Regions from separate parts of the Homo sapiens genome. Here regions 2 and 3 are each linked to region 1. The links are chromatin contacts, found by Hi-C or POLR2A ChIA-PET in ENCODE. All regions are on one chromosome and are shown on one strand. The core of a region is the stretch at or near the end of the contact, and the rest is flanking DNA. Distances in the headings are between cores, read along the strand shown. Region 1 overlaps LINC02966 (long intergenic non-protein coding RNA 2966). Region 2 has its middle 17 kb from the start of PSD4. Region 3 holds the start of PSD4 (pleckstrin and Sec7 domain containing 4).

Region 1 (4,887 bases), core at 700-3,199:
AGAGACATTTGGAAAGGAGAACAGACAAGTATTGGACAGGAAGGAGAAGGAAAGGACTTCTTCCTCCCATAGGGCAGTTCCCCTGCACCCCTGCAATACACACCCAGCTTCCCCACACACTTGGAGGTGGCCTGGCAGAAGAGAGATTGACATTTCTCTTTATCTGCTGGCCTTTTAACTCTGTTCATAGCCATGAAGTCACCTTCTTTTTTTTTTTTTTTTTTTTTTTTGCCTTACTACATTTGGATGATTTTCCTTATAATGATTGTCATAGTCATAACTATAATAATTATAGTGGCAATAATAAGATTCTGAATGGCTCCAGAGCCTTTCTTCCTAGGATGTTAATGTGTGAGGTGGGGGTAGGAGGGTTCCTGGCAGGAATATTATTAGATCCAATTTGCTGAAAAGTCACTCTCTGCCATTTGGAAAGAATCTGGCCAAGAGGGAAGCATTTCTGGCCTTTGGAGCATGGACTTGTTCCCAGATGAGAACCCATGTTCTCCATGAAGACTGGCAAGGGGGTTCCTGCTGCCTGGTGGGGTATGCTAAATGCCGATTGGCTGCTCGTGATGGAGAAAGGTGGAGAGGTATGCTCCAGAGCTTTGCCCCTCTCCCGTCTCTAAGAAGCCTTCCCACAGGTCTCTGGTGGACAATGACTCCTCCGTGCCTGCCTCAGGCTCTCCTATTGTTGGGCTGTATGATTAGCATTTAATCATAATATACAATATATTGTAGCATTTTATGAGTTACAAAACCTGTTTGGCTTCATTATTTCATTTAAACCTCCTAGCCACAGAGGTTAATATTATTATCATTCCCTCTCTACAAATGGATTCATTTGTTCAATGAACTTGCATGGAGCAGATAGTGTTAAATACTATGAAAATGAAGCATATGTGGTTCTGGGGGCTTCACCCCCAAATCAGGTACTCAGAGGTAAAGTGACTAAGACCCCAAGCAGAAGACTCTGATTTTCTTTCTCCAAGTTGCTTGCTCTCTTCTTTATTCAGCATACTTCAACAGCATACTTCATTCAGCATACTTCAACAGCATACTACAGTTACCCTAACTTTTAATTGTTCAAACTACCAAATTTGAGCACTTTACTGCTTCATGTTTCAAATGTTCATTTTGTCTTCCCAGACACATGGGAAAAATCTATATAAAAAAAGGACTTTACCAATTTACTTTTATTTTTATTTTGAGATGGAGTCTTGCTCTGTTGCCCAGGCTGGAGCGCAGTGGCATGATCTCGGCTCACTGCAACCTCTGCCTCCTGGGTTCAGGCAATTCTCTGTCTCAGCCTCCCGAGTAGCTGGGATTACAGGCGCCCACCACCATGCCTGGCTAATTTTTTGTATTTTACAAAAAATACAAAAGACCTGGCCAGGCTGGTCTTGAACTCCTCACCTTGTGACCCACCCTCCTCGGCCTCCCAGAGTGCTGGGATTATAGGCGTGAACCACTGTGCCCAACCAACTTCACTAGTTTGTTATTATTAAAGCCCATTTGTGGTAAGGAGTGTCAAAGTTTGTTTATACTTAGTAGTTACTGATCAACTATTACACAACATGTTTGGGCATACAGTAATTGATCAATAAATATCAGTAAGCCAGAGGGTTCCAACTCTCCAGCCTTAGCTAACTTCCTCTTAAAACACGGGTTTTATCCTCATCGTCAAAAGTATTTCAAGCACTTTATTTCTGGAACATGTGGAATCTTTCCTTTTAAAGTATTTTGTAGCCAGTTGCAAAATGATGCTGATATTTTGGAAGAATATTAATGTGCCCATCATAAAGGGAGAATAGTTGAGGCTAGGTAGGGGAAATTTGAAGTCCCAGCTTCCTTGTCTGGCTTGATGGCTGGTCTTCTTAGCATGTGAGTTAATTAGACAGATATGGAAGGATGGAAAGCCAGAGGCGCCTCACGTTGACGATTTCTCTCCGAGTGCTCTCAGTGCGCAGCACAGAGGATCTCTCGATTGACTGGACGCATGCTCCCACCTTGTGGTGAGATTTGATATCCTCTGGTCTTTTTTCGTCTGTACATCCTGCTGGGGAAAATGCAACCATTTAGTCAGTGAATGTTTGCTGAGCTCCAGGTGTACTCCCAGGCAGTAGGTACTGGGATACAGACATGAAAGAACAGACAGAATTGTCCTCTTGAGGCTTACTTTACTGGATATGTGTGTGTGTGTTGGAGGGGAGGGGGATGTAAGATGGGCAATAAAAAATTTATACAGATAAAAAACAAAGTAATTTCAGATAGTGCGAAATACTATGACAATGAAGCAAAATGATGCAATGGAGTGACTGGGGAGGAGACCTGTTTCAGTTGGGGTAGCCTGGGATGTTTAAGCCCAGGCTGACTGATGCACAGAAGTCAGGCTTGCGATGGAAGTCACCAGGATAAGGGAGCAGAATGAAGGCCGGGGGGATGCCTCATGGTCTGCAATAGGAGAGTGCTTCCAGATGTGGAAGGAGAGGCAGACAGGGGCCAAGTCACAGACACTGCCTTCTAGGCCACTCCAGGTGCCATGGAAACCACTGAGAGGATTGAAGAAAAGGGACACTAGTTTGAAGTGCCTCGTGAAGCTCTTTGCATTTGTGTGTGGACTTTTCCTTAAACGCAACAAGCATGTGCAAAGGGCCATGCTTGGAGCTTCCCCAGAAATTGTGAGCAGAGACTCACACTGTATCACTGCACCTTAGAATCATCTGGGGAATTTTACAAAATCCTGTTGCCTGGGCCCTACTCATGAGCAGTTAAATCAGAAGAGCTGCAAATGAGGCCCAGGCCTCAGTGTTTTTTGTTTGTTTGTTTTTGTTTTTGTTTTTGAGACGGAGTCTCGCTCTGTCGCCCAGGCTGGAGTGCAGGGGCGTGATCTCAGTTCACTGCAAGCTCCACCTCCCGGGTTCACGCCATTCTCCTGCCTCAGCCTCCCGAGTAGCTGGAACTACAGGCTCCCGCCACCACAGCCGGCTAATTTTTTGTATTTTCAGTAGAGACTGGGTTTCACCGTGTTAGCCAGGATGATCTCGATCTCCTGACCTCGTAATCCAACCACCTCGGCCTCCCAAAGTGCTGGGATTACAGGCGTGAGCCACCGCGCCCAGCCGGGCCTCAGTGTTTTGTCCAATCTTTTCAAGTGATTCTAGGGCACCACCAGAGCAGAGAACTGCTATGTGTCAGGGAACCTCAGCCTCAGCTGAGGGTGGTCAGTGAGAAGCTGACTGTTAAGGCAAGGGCCCCCAGAGGGTCTGGGGTGAGGTTCTGAGACAGTGGACTTTGGTGTGTGGGGCAGATCATCACAATTATGGGCTACAAAGGGAGAAGGAGAAGAAAGCAGATTGCAGAGCCCTGGGTATGGATGAGAAAGAGCTGGCTGAGTCTGGACTCACTTGGCTGCATGATTGTATTTATGACAATGGAGGGAAGACAGCTGCAGAAAGGGCACAGATTGGAAGGGCGTCAGAGAGAGGCCCGCAGAGGCAGACTGGTGGCTCTGGGGCAGGTTTGGAGGCTCCTGATGGCACCTACCCTGTCTTAACGCTTCCCACCCTAGCCTGTCTCCTAGAGGCCTCTTCTCTCCTCAGAAGTCTCCAGTCAACACAGTTGCATAGAAACTCAAGGCTGGATGCTAGGCTCGCGTCTTCTTGGCAGCTGGCCTTATACGGGCACACTGTCACAGGCACCAGGCTCTGTGTGGATAAATCTTCAATGCTGTTACGGTTGCACGCGACAGCAAACCCAACCCAAAACTGCTTAAGCAAAGAGGACATGTACAAGCTCAAGTGACAGAAGAGTTTAGGGCGTGGATTTAGGTGTGGCTTGATCTGGAACCAACCACTATGGCCAGGGGAATGCAAGGCTCTGATTGGTCCAGCCTGAGTCACATTCGGCCAATGGGAGCGGGGAATGGAGTCAGCACCACCGTCCAAAGAAAAGGTCTGAGAGTCAGGACAGCAGAAGAAAATCATCGGTGCTCTTACGTCAAAACTGGGGCAAAGGCATGCTTGTATGACCCGAACCAGGCAATGTTTCCTGTGGTAGTCCCATAACATGGAGGAAGAGTGTGGAGCTTATGATCTTCCTTGTCTGATTAATCAGTTTTGGTAACTGGAGGCTGGGCTTGGTGATTTTGAGGTGCAAAGGCTGTGGCCTCAAGTTTGTTGAGGGATGATGTATTAGTCCATTTGCTGCTGATAAAGACATACCCAAGACTGGGCAATTTACAAAAGAAAGAGGTTTAATTGGACTTACAGTTCCACGTGACCGGGGAAGGTCTCACAATCATGGTAAAGGGTGAAAGGCACTTCTTACAGGTCAGTGGGCAAGACAGAATGAGGAAGAAGCAAAAGTAGAAACCCCTGATAAACCCATCAGATCTCGTGATACTTATTCACTATCATGAGAATATTATGAAAAAGACCGGCCCCGTGATTCAATTACCTCCCACTGGGTCCCTTCCACAACACGCGGGAATTCTGAGAGATACAGTTCAAGTTGATATTTGGGTGGGGACACAGCCAAATCATATCATTCTGCCCCAGGCCCCTCCCAAATTTCATGTCCTCACATTTCAAAACCAATCATTGCCTTCCCAACAGTCCCCCAAAGTCTCAACTCATTTCAGCATTAACCCAAAAGTCTACAGTCCAAAGTCTCATCTGAGACAAAGCAAGTCCCTTCCGCCTATGAGCCTGTAAAGTCAAAAGCAAGTCAATTGCTTCCTAGATACAATGGGGGTACAGGCATCGGGTAAATACAACCATTCCAAATGGGAGAAATTGGCCAAAACAAAGGGGCTACAGGGCCCATGAAAATCTGAAATCCAGCAGGGCAGTCAAATCTTAAAGTTCCAGAATGATCTCCTTTGACTCC
Region 2 (4,887 bases), core at 1,507-4,006, 210 kb before region 1:
GACAGAGCGAGACTCCGTCTTAAAAAAAAAAAAAAAAAAAAGGGACCCTAATATTAGGAGGCCCTGAACTTACACAGGGGCTGTTGGCAAACCTGCCCAGGCTTCCCCCTGGAGGGCAAAAGTTGGGATGTCTCTTCATTCTGGGGTAATAAAGATACAGATATCGCCTTCATTGATGTGGATTTATTTATATTCCTTTTGGCACTTTATTTAAAAAATGGTTATATTTCTGCTGAAATGCCTGGTTTCTTTACCCGTTATATCTATATTTTGCTGAAAGTGTTTTTTAACCATATTTATCATAGTTTTTCTTTTTAATTCCTTGTCTTTTGATCCCAATATCTTGGTCACCTGTGGGTCTATTTCGATTGATTTTTTTCTCTTGACTATGGCTCACATTTTCCTGCTTTTTTGAATGTCTAATAATTTTTTGTCATATGATGAACATTGTGAATGATACATTGTAGATGCTCTGCATTCTATTTTCCTTTGAAGAGTGTCAAGTTTTGTTCTAACAGTAAGTTAAATTATTGAAAACTCACCTTGGTTTTGTGGAGATTTGGTTTTGTGCTTTGTTTGGATGAATTTCTTTTGGTTTTGTCCCTAATTCTAGGGTATATCCCTTAATGCTGGGATGCAGTCTTTCCTGCTAAGGGGTGGTCATTCTAGGGTTTCAGTGGAAAGCACAATAGAACCAAGTCCCTCTCAGATGGTGGAACTTTCCCAGAGACGGTAACTAACTGCTCAGATCTCTGCTCACTATTGATCTCCTTCAGGTTATCTAGATTCTTCCTCCTTGCATTGTTCATTCAGGAATCTGCCAAGAGTTTAAAGGAGTTTGCATGTAGTTGTTGGGCTTCTGTTCTTTGTGGCTCCCTCCTTCAGGATTTCCCCCCTCAAAGACATCCCACTCAGCCTCCCAAGTTTACAATTTACAAGTGTACCTCACACTACTGCTTATATTCCCTGCTAGCTGCAAGCTCTTGGAGTTTTCAGTTCATTGTTTTAACCAGTGCTTGGCATATATACAGTAGGTGAATACTGAAGTGAATATTTGTAGAGTGAAGAAATGAACTAATAAGTTATAGGATTATTAAACCTAGCATCAGATCCCCATCTAAAAAGATTAAGCAGTAGTGTTGCACATTGATTTAGAGCAAGGGTCCCCAATCCCCTGTTCATGGCCTGTTAGGACCATGTTGGGGGTGGGGGATTGAGAGCAAAGCTTCATCTGCATTTACAGGCACTCCCCATTGCTTGTATTACCACCTGAGCTCCACCTCCTGTCAGATCAGCTGCGGCATTAGATTCTCATGGGAGTGCAAACACTATCGTGAACTGTGTGTGCGAAGGATCTATGTTGTGCATTCCTTATGAGAATCTAGTGCTTGATGATGTGTCGCCGTCTCCTATCACCCCTAGATGGGATTGTCTAGTTTCAGGAAAACAAGCTTAGTGCTCCCACTGATTCTACATTATGGTGAGTTATAAAATCATTTCATTATATATTACAATGTAATAATAACAGAAATAAAGTGCACACAATAAATGTAAGGTGCTTGAATCATCCTGAAACACCATCCACTCCCACCTCCCCTATCTGTGGAAGAATTGCCTTCCACAGAAACCAGTCCCTCCCTGGTGCCAAAAAGGTTGCAGACTGCTGATTTAGAGCATGGTCTTTGGGTCTTGCCTGATTGCCTGTCCGTGCGTCCTTGATCAGGTTACTCAGCCTCTCTGTGCCTCAGTTTCCTCATGAGGTGTAAAGCTTCCTAACTCATAGGGTTGCCGTGAGGATTAAATGTTTTAGGACAGCTTATTGCCTAGCACTCAATAAATATTAGGTGTTATCATGGTTGTTGCTGCTTGTAGAGAGCCTGGTCAGCTTCATTTTAGCAGCATCAAATCAAGAAATGGACCTCTCTAGGTTGCCAATTCCTAGGGGAGCTAAAATGTTCACTAGATATTGTGAATAAATGTGAACTTTCAAGAGCCAATTCTTCAAGATGGATCCTGAGTGGCTAACTCGGCCTAAATCTGTTTTATTTTATTTTATTTTTCCGTTTTTACATGTCAAATAACTGGACTGTATTGGTCTAAATTCAAAATAGAGCCAAGTGGTCACTTGCTGACTAAAGGTCACATATGCTGAGCTCTCTGGAAACCAGCACCTTCTTGTTTCTGGGATTTTCAGAGCTCACCTGAACCAACCAATCAGAGCTCACCTGCCTTGGCCAATCAGGGCTCAGCTGTATCACCCAGTCAGGACTCAGATGTATTGATCGATCAGAAGTTGGCCTTGTAAAGCAATCAGAACTAAGCAAATTTCAAACCTTCATTTGCACAGGAAACCTGTGTGGGACCATTTGCTATGAAACCCGAGCCTTCCCTTTGTTCTTTGGAAGGGCACCTTTGTTTTACAATAAAGGTTGTGCCTCTCCAGTTTACAAACTGCTTACTGGAAGATTCCTTCTGGAGAACTTTTATTCACAATATACAGGAAATATGGAATCATTTAACTCAAAATGTCATTATACGGTGCCTTACATAGTTACAGAAATAGAAACCAGATAGTGCCATCAAGGGTGATATTGAAAAATAATAGCGTCTCGCCAATGACAACCTGTTCTGAGCTTATGTTTGCTAAAATAGATTGAGTGTAAAATCACAGCTATTTGCTTCTGTGCCACCAATCCCCAAACCAACTAGTGAATGTTCACCGTAAGCCAACAGTTACAGACAGGTGAAATTTGGAAATCAAATAATGCAACTTTTTCTTGTGCCCAGTGAATGGTAAATGAACAAGGGGTTTGTAGGGACTCCAGACAGTCCCTGTCAAGGCTCACGCGTATCTGGGGCGGGCCTCAGTTTCCGGTTCAGGTACTGGAAAAATAACCGGAGGGCTTTGCAGAGCCTGCGGCCCGGTAGCGCACAGGCCAGACGACGGCGCCGTGCGGGGCGCGCAGGAGGTACCCGGCCTGCCCGGCGGCCCAGCCCGGCGCCACAGCGGTCAGACCAGTCCCACAGCTTCGCCCCCGCCACCCCCAACCCCGGCCCGGCCTCAGCCCGCCCCTCCCCGCCCTGCGCCGCCGCCCGCCCGCCTGCGCTCCCGGAAACCGAGTCCCTCCTGCGAGCGCGCAGAGCCGGACTGGCCCAGCCCCCCGCGCGCGCAGCCGAGGCCCCGCAGCTCTCGCCGCCCCCAGCCGGCGCCTGGGCGCGGGGCCGTGGGGCGCGCGGGCCCGCGGGAGGCCGGAGCAGGAGCCCGGCGGGAAATGGGTAAGGGACCACGGGGAGGCCTGGGCCGGGCGGGGGCACCCCCGGCCGTCGCCGCCCTCGACGGTGACCGTGTGCCGTGCAGCGCTCTCGCCACGCCGGCGAGCACCTGCGGAGCGGCTGTCGCTGAGGGTTAGGGTCCCTGGAGCCGGAGAGAGGGTTGAGAGCGAGCAGGGGACCCTGAGGATCCAGCCTAACCGAGCGGCGGAGACTGGGACGGCAAGGGGACGCTGTCTCCACTGAAGGAGTCAGCCTGGGCTCTCTCGCCGCGGGCGACTCCAGCCGCGCTGTTGGATCCTGGCTCCAAGCCCCGCTGGCTGGCGAGCAGGAGGAGCCCTTAAAGCCATCCAGGTGTCAGAATCAGGCGACACTGAGGGCTTTGCTCCTAATCTGTCATGGCCCTGTGCCTCAGTGGTTTCTGGTGCTCATGACCAGGCCAGGCTGTGGCCCCGGCTTGGTGGGAGCTGCCCCCCCGGGACTGCACTGGGCTAGAGGACCAGGCAGCTCTTCTCTACCCCCTTGGGTGCTGGCCCTCCTCCTAGGTGTGTCTAGCAAGAAAGTATGAGAGATTTCTGGGAAGGTAAAAAGTGTCTGCACAGCTGACAAACTCATATCCCTCTAGGATTTCTTTTTGGCTCTAGAATTGTCTAGCTCATCTTTTCTGTAGGATGATGGAGCTAAGAATGTGAGTGAGTTCTTTGCTGGATTTTTCCACGCTGCAGGATGGACTTGCTGCTCTGGTCAATGCACTCGCCAGACCTCTGTGTCCATGGTCCGCATGTCTAGGTCAGGGGACCAGTATCAAAGTGAAGACTGGGCAAGTAAGCCCCACCTGCCCTTGAACCTCAGGCTTGGCCCCTCCCGAGGCCCAGAGCTGATTGAATGTTAATTAGCAACTAATTGGATGTCCATGAGACTCTCTACATAAAGAACACACCAAGGTCAGGTTTAGACAGTGTGTAGTGCCAAGTGATTCATTCTTTTCTTCCAGACGTGATATTTCCTGTATGTGAAGCATATAAAGAAGAGTCATTCATTCACTCATCTAGCAGATATTTACTGAGTGTCAACTACGAATCAGGCATGCAGGCACTGCGAATACTACTGCTCTTATTTGCATATGGGTTGGAAAGAGAAAATAAGCAAGTAAGCTGTTGAATGACATTATTTCAGAGAGCAATAAATGCTGAAAACACAAAACTGAAAAATTCCCAAAAAGAGGGATATGGGGCATGACAGTGAAACGTATAAGAGAAATTGGGCCTTAACTAGAAAGTGTAGCAAACAGACTTTCTAAATTAGGTGGGAAAATGGTCTCATGTTCAGGTCCTCAAAATCTAGGGGCACAGAATGAGGTGCCCTCTGTTCCTATCAGCAGGGAGTTATAAGCTGCTTATAAAGGATCAGTGAGAAATGAACTAGTGGTGAGTAGCCCCTCTCTAAGAGTATGTTTCTTATTGGGAAGCTTAAATCTAAGACAGAGATTAAGATTCCCAGAAAACATGGTCTATTGACTCACTCACTCATTTGTATATTTATTCAACAAATATTTATTGAAGGCCTGTATGTCCCAGGCACTATTCCAGGTTTTAAGGATACATCAGTGAACAAGAC
Region 3 (4,887 bases), core at 658-3,157, 200 kb before region 1:
GAACCAGGTTTGCCTTATAAACATTGAGTTTGAAGTGCTGGTGAGATAAGCATGTCCCCAACATTTGCCAGCCCTGGGAAGTGGAGAGTGGAGGACCCCATCTGATATGTCCAAATACATGAAAGTTAAGACTAAAGCTCACAAACTGTCATATAAAATGTGTCCTGCCGGGTGCGGTGGCTCACGCCTGTAATCTAGCACTATGGGAGGCCGAGGCGGGCGGATCACCTGAGGTTGGGAGTTCGAGACCAGCCTCGCCAACATGGAGAAACCCCGTCTCTACTAAAAATACAAAATTAGTCGGGCGTGGTGGCGCATGCCTGTAATCCCAGCTACTTGGGAGTCTGAGGCAGGAGAATCACTTGAACCTGGGAGGTGGAGGTTGTGGTGAGCCTAGATGGCATCACTGTACTCCAGCCTGGGCAACAAGAGCGAAACTTGGTCTCAAAAAAAAAAAAAGTGTCTATTCTCCTAATTCTCCTACCTCCCACTTTCATCATGGCCTGGAGCTCCAGGTTTGAAGGAGGATTCTTAGCCGCCTCTGAATGTTGCTGCCACAGCACAGCCCACCCCAGCCTTTGGCCCACGCCACAGCTCCACCTCCCTTTCTCTTCCCCACCCTGCTCTGTATCACACGTGCATGTGGGTGGGTGACCTGCCCAAAGGTTTGAGCTCTCTCTACCTGCTCCCGTCTCTGCTATCAGGACTCTTGCCAGCGCTTCACCCAGTCTCAGGCTGCATAGGGCAGCGGTGCTGTGTGCCCACATGGGGAGGAGGCCATTTGGGCCCCAGAAGTGGAGAGTCTCGGGATCTGGGGCACGCAGAGTGTGGTGGAGAAGCAGGGTGCACGGGCTCCATGTTGGTATGTTCCTGTGGACTCTGTACCCTGCAGGGAGGGGTGCGGCTGTAGGTGAGCTAGAGCCCGACCCTCTCAACTCTGGGTCAGGGTGGCTGGTCCCCACTGCTGTGTGGACATGCAAGTGAGGGAGTCTCTGGGTCAGCTGGAATCATGAAGACGAGAGTTCAGGGAGGGTGGGAGTGGTGGAGCCTCAGCAGAGAAGTTGACGGTCATTGATGTTGAGGAAGTAGATTGTGTGGAGGGAGGAGAATGGCATGGTGTTTGCGCTCCCCACCAGCCTCACTTACACTTGTGGACACTGCGGCCGGTGTCCTGAGGACGTGTGTTGGGAATTCAGCCACGGGGAATGGAGGTCCCTTGGTTCATATAGTCACAGGCTCTGTATTCTAACCCCAGCTTTGTAATTTTCCAGCTGTGCAACCCTGGGCAGTGGCTTAGCATCTCTGAGCTTGCCTCCAGATCCGGATCTGTATGATGGGGTTATTAATGCTTCATAAAGTAGGTGTGAGGAGGGATTGAGGTACTATTGGGAGAAACTTTGTAACTAAAAGGCAATTGTATCATTTGCATTATTACCAGTGACATGAGACATAGTCACACAAAAATTGAAATGTCATTTGTTTTAAAACCAGAAATTGCCCAACTTAGGGCCCTCCTGTCTCTCACTGGGTGCCCTGCAGGGGACCAAGAGCCAGAGCAAGACTGAGAACCTGGGGCAGAAGCGCAGGGAGGAAGGAGGTGGGGCCTGCTTACCAACCAGGCCTCGGCCCCTTCCCCTTTCAATCCCAGGCCCCTGCATGGCAGGGAGAGGCCAGTTCCACCATGGCAGGTTCTTTCTAGGCTGGTGTGCAGGGTGGGGGCCTCCAAGGAGCAGGGGCATGGGGAAAGGGGCTGCAGGCGCTGGGCCTAGGAAGAGAGGCTCTTATCTTGTGGGCAGGAAGTGTGAGGTGTTGAGCAGCTAGGGAACCCTGGGGAGGCGGCGGGGAGCAGGAGGGGTGTGTGTTGTGGTGAGGAGGAGCGGAAGTCGGAAGCTCCAGCCGTCACAGCCACATTCACTGGGCAAGCCGACTGTGAGCCAGGAAGTGCTCTTGGGGAGCCCAGGCCAAGCCATCCATTCTTGGGTCCTTTGGAGGTGAGCTAAGTGGGTCTGCCTAGGTTGGGGCTGGTGGAACCTGTGGGAGCAGGGAATGTGGAGAGTCACATGTGGGTCCTTGTGGCAGGGGCTGGGGCAGGTGGGCAGGGGAGAGGCGAGGGCTCTGGCAGTGCCGTGTGCACCTGCCATGAGCCTGGGCTAGGCTAGGCCCCTCCTTCCCCCTTCCTGCTCTGTGTCCCGTCCCCCTCCTCCCTCAGCCTACCCCTCCTCATCTGACCCTTCTCTGATTCCCTGCCCTGGCCCCACGGACCTCTGTTGTTTCCCTTCCCTGGCTCCCCGCAGAGCCTCTGGAGGTCTGCAATAGTGAAGGGTGAAGGAAGCTCCTTGCTAATCCTCTTGTGAGTGTCACTGCGTCCCCAGTGACTGCTCTGGCTGAGTACCCAGTGGGGGCTTTTGTGGCCAAAGGTCCCAAGTGATTCTCGACCCTAGACTCTGGAGAGAGGGAGTCTGGAAGGCCTGGGTTTGGGGTGGGGGTGGCTCTGGGTGTGGTTGCTGCAGGAGCTCAGAGTCAACTTGGCCATCAGGGGGCTCCCAGCTTCATCTTGCCTTCCAGGACCATCCTGGAGAAGCTCGAGGAGAGGTAAGGGGACCCTCCTTACTGGTTTAGCTCTGGCTTAGGCCTGTTGTCCTGATGGGCAACAGGAACCACTGAACTCTCAAAGTGTGCCTGTGTAGGAAACTAAGGCCCACTGTAGTCATTATTGTTATAGTGAAGGTAGCTGCATGGAGGGAAAGTCCCCTGACACTGCCATTCCCCCCTTATTCCAGGGCCTAAAATTCCACAGTTGAAGTCACTCCTCTGCTAGAATGCAGGGAAGGGTGGCCTGTCATTAGCTGATGATAAATACTCCTCCGTTCATTGGACCTTGGACCAGCTTTAAAAAGTGGTCCCCAAGCAGGCCTGTCTCCCAGCTGCCTAGGACTCTAGAGCATCCCGTGGCCCCCTCCTCCTACAGACAAGGAACCGCCTAGCATGGGGATCAGAACACAGGCTGCTGAGCTCTTTGTTGGGGAAGGGGGAGAGACCCACAGAAGGGGTGAGGGATGTGGGGTGAGAGGACCCAGGGAGGAGAGGCCCAGCCTGGCCCCAGCCCCCTAGGGGTCTTTGTCCTCCCCAGGCAGCAGCTGTACTGGGTCCCCTTTGTCATTCTGTCCCTACCCCCGTGATCTCTCCCCTGGATACTCTCTGCCTACCTCAGACCGCCATCCTCTGCTCCCTTCCTGAGCCTCTGCTGGCCTCACCACAGGCCTTCAGTAGCACTGTCTTCTCTCTCTCTCTCTCTCTCTGTGTGTGTGTGTGTGCGTGCAAATTTGCATGATGGCTCTTTCTGTGTGGGCAGGATGTGGGGCCTTCTCGAGTCATTTCTCTCACGGTGCTTCAGACCCCAGGTTCAGACAGAGGCCTCTGTCCTGCAGCTCCAGGCCAGGGAGTTCCACTCATGGTTCCTGCCTGCAGCAACATCTGTAATTCGGCAGCTTCTCGGGCTGCAGAGGGACAGGACAGGTCACCTCCTAAGTCCTTGGACCGGCCAGAAGCCTTCATACCTTTTCCATAGGAGGGAAAACATTTCCAGGGTAAAAGGAGGGAGCGTTTGCTTGCTGAGTCTGGAAGCTCAAAAAGGGAAACAGAGACAGGCACCCTCCGGATGAAGGTTCAGGGCTGACTCCTTGAGGAGGCTGAGAGCTGAGCCTGACCAGGAGGGCTATTTGTTTGTTTTTGTTAATTTTGGCTTCTCTAAATGGACAGCAAAACAACAAAATTAAACTGAGCAGGACACGGTATTTCCTGAGCACCCACCAAGGGCCAGGCCCAGCACTCAGACCCATTCCAACTTTACAACAAACCTGTGAAGTATAGCTTTATTGGGTCTTGGTTCCTTATTTTACAGAAAAGGAACCAGGTGGAGTTTTTCACCCAGAGCCACATGGCTTGTCAGCTGTAGAGTTAGGATGGGATTCTGCTCTGCATTCTTCACTATGACCCTGAAGTGGGCAAAGGAGGGTGGTCAGTGCAGGGCACCCAAGGCCATCACCTTCCTACTCAGGGCAGGCTCATACCCCAGCCTCTGTGCCCGGTCTCCCCGTTCTTCAGCCAGGGTACAAGGCTGCAATGCCAGGCTGAGGGTGAAAAACAAACTCACTGTTAGAAAGCACCGTCCGGGTGCCAGGTGTCAGCTGGGTTCCTTCCTGCCCCCTTGGGTCAAAAAGAAATTGCCTTGAAGCCGGGGGTGGGGCAGGTGGGAGGGACTCTGCCTTCTAGTCCCTCAGCCATTGCTTTCTGTGTGTTTCACCTCCCACAAGAGGGACATAAGGCTTAGCCCTTGCAGTATTCTCCATGAGAAACATACACCCCCTCCCCACCGTGGTGAAGATTCTCTGAAATGTAGTCAGCTGTGCTCAAGAAGAGTGGCTGGTTGGCAGCAGAGTGGAGCAGTGCTCTCTCTTCCCCACCTCGGCTCCCTCCCCTCTGAACCCTCCTTAAACTTTCAGAGCCACCTCAGAGCTCAGAAAAACTGAAGGGCCACTTTAATGTAGAGGTAACAGAACTCAACTGATGTGACAGGTGGCGATTCCTTTGCTGCGAATTCCTTTCCTTCTGCTTTCGTTCTGGTTGGGATAACAGACAGGAGATTTCAAGAGAGATTTTGCTAAACACCAGGGGTGGAAAAACACAAGTAAACCAAGAAAATTTTAGATGCGTAAGACCTGGGCTCTGCTGCCCAGTTTCTGGCCTGCCTCTGCCTAGAGGGTGCCATCCTACCTCAGGGATCAAAGGCTAGTTCCATCCTCCACCCTTCTGAGATCAGACCGCCCTCACCTGGGTGACCGGTAGGACTGCCTTTTTGGCCTTAGGAGGTGACTTCACCTTTTAGGT

The links. A loop is a pair of places that touch in the nucleus more often than their neighbours do. ChIA-PET counts read pairs that join two places held with the same protein, here RNA polymerase II (POLR2A). Pooled maps may share reads with other maps.
Region 2: a pooled map shows a loop between it and region 1 (1.8-fold over the local background). The contact joins two enhancer-like sites. A Hi-C loop is called at or near these places in 1 of 50 pooled maps. POLR2A ChIA-PET finds 5 or more read pairs at or near these places in 2 of 52 experiments (AG04450 and activated B cell).
Region 3: a loop to region 1 is called in a pooled map, with 3 times the contacts of the local background. The contact joins the promoter of PSD4 here to the enhancer-like site in region 1. A Hi-C loop is called at or near these places in 4 of 50 pooled maps. POLR2A ChIA-PET finds 5 or more read pairs at or near these places in 4 of 52 experiments (AG04450, CD4-positive, alpha-beta T cell, PC-9 and 1 more).

Annotation. Positions count from the first base shown.
Region 1 is chr2:113,368,712-113,373,598 of GRCh38, forward strand. The region is part of intron 2 of LINC02966 (long intergenic non-protein coding RNA 2966); the gene reads left to right. It overlaps LOC107985936 (a long non-coding RNA gene), which reads right to left. Exons shown (of 2, transcript XR_001739651.2): 2 at 1,681-2,053. Among named protein-coding and RNA genes, the nearest start is that of LINC02966, 46 kb to the left of the region's middle. Within about 2 kb of position 1,950, at least 3 of the 41 ENCODE cell types and tissues checked have a DNase peak (open chromatin) inside an H3K27ac peak, as active enhancers do.
Region 2 is chr2:113,154,260-113,159,146 of GRCh38, forward strand. No RefSeq gene overlaps it. Among named protein-coding and RNA genes, the nearest start is that of PSD4, 17 kb to the right of the region's middle. RefSeq lists a silencer at 2,803-3,332. Within about 2 kb of position 2,757, at least 18 of the 41 ENCODE cell types and tissues checked have a DNase peak (open chromatin) inside an H3K27ac peak, as active enhancers do.
Region 3 is chr2:113,172,064-113,176,950 of GRCh38, forward strand. PSD4 (pleckstrin and Sec7 domain containing 4) reads left to right here and starts at 1,908. Exons shown (of 17, transcript NM_012455.3): 1 at 1,908-1,991. LOC124907872 (a long non-coding RNA gene) reads right to left here and starts at 3,705. Exons shown (of 2, transcript XR_007087197.1): 1 at 3,207-3,705. RefSeq lists enhancers at 250-750, 751-1,251, 1,481-1,550, 1,601-1,770, 2,391-2,480.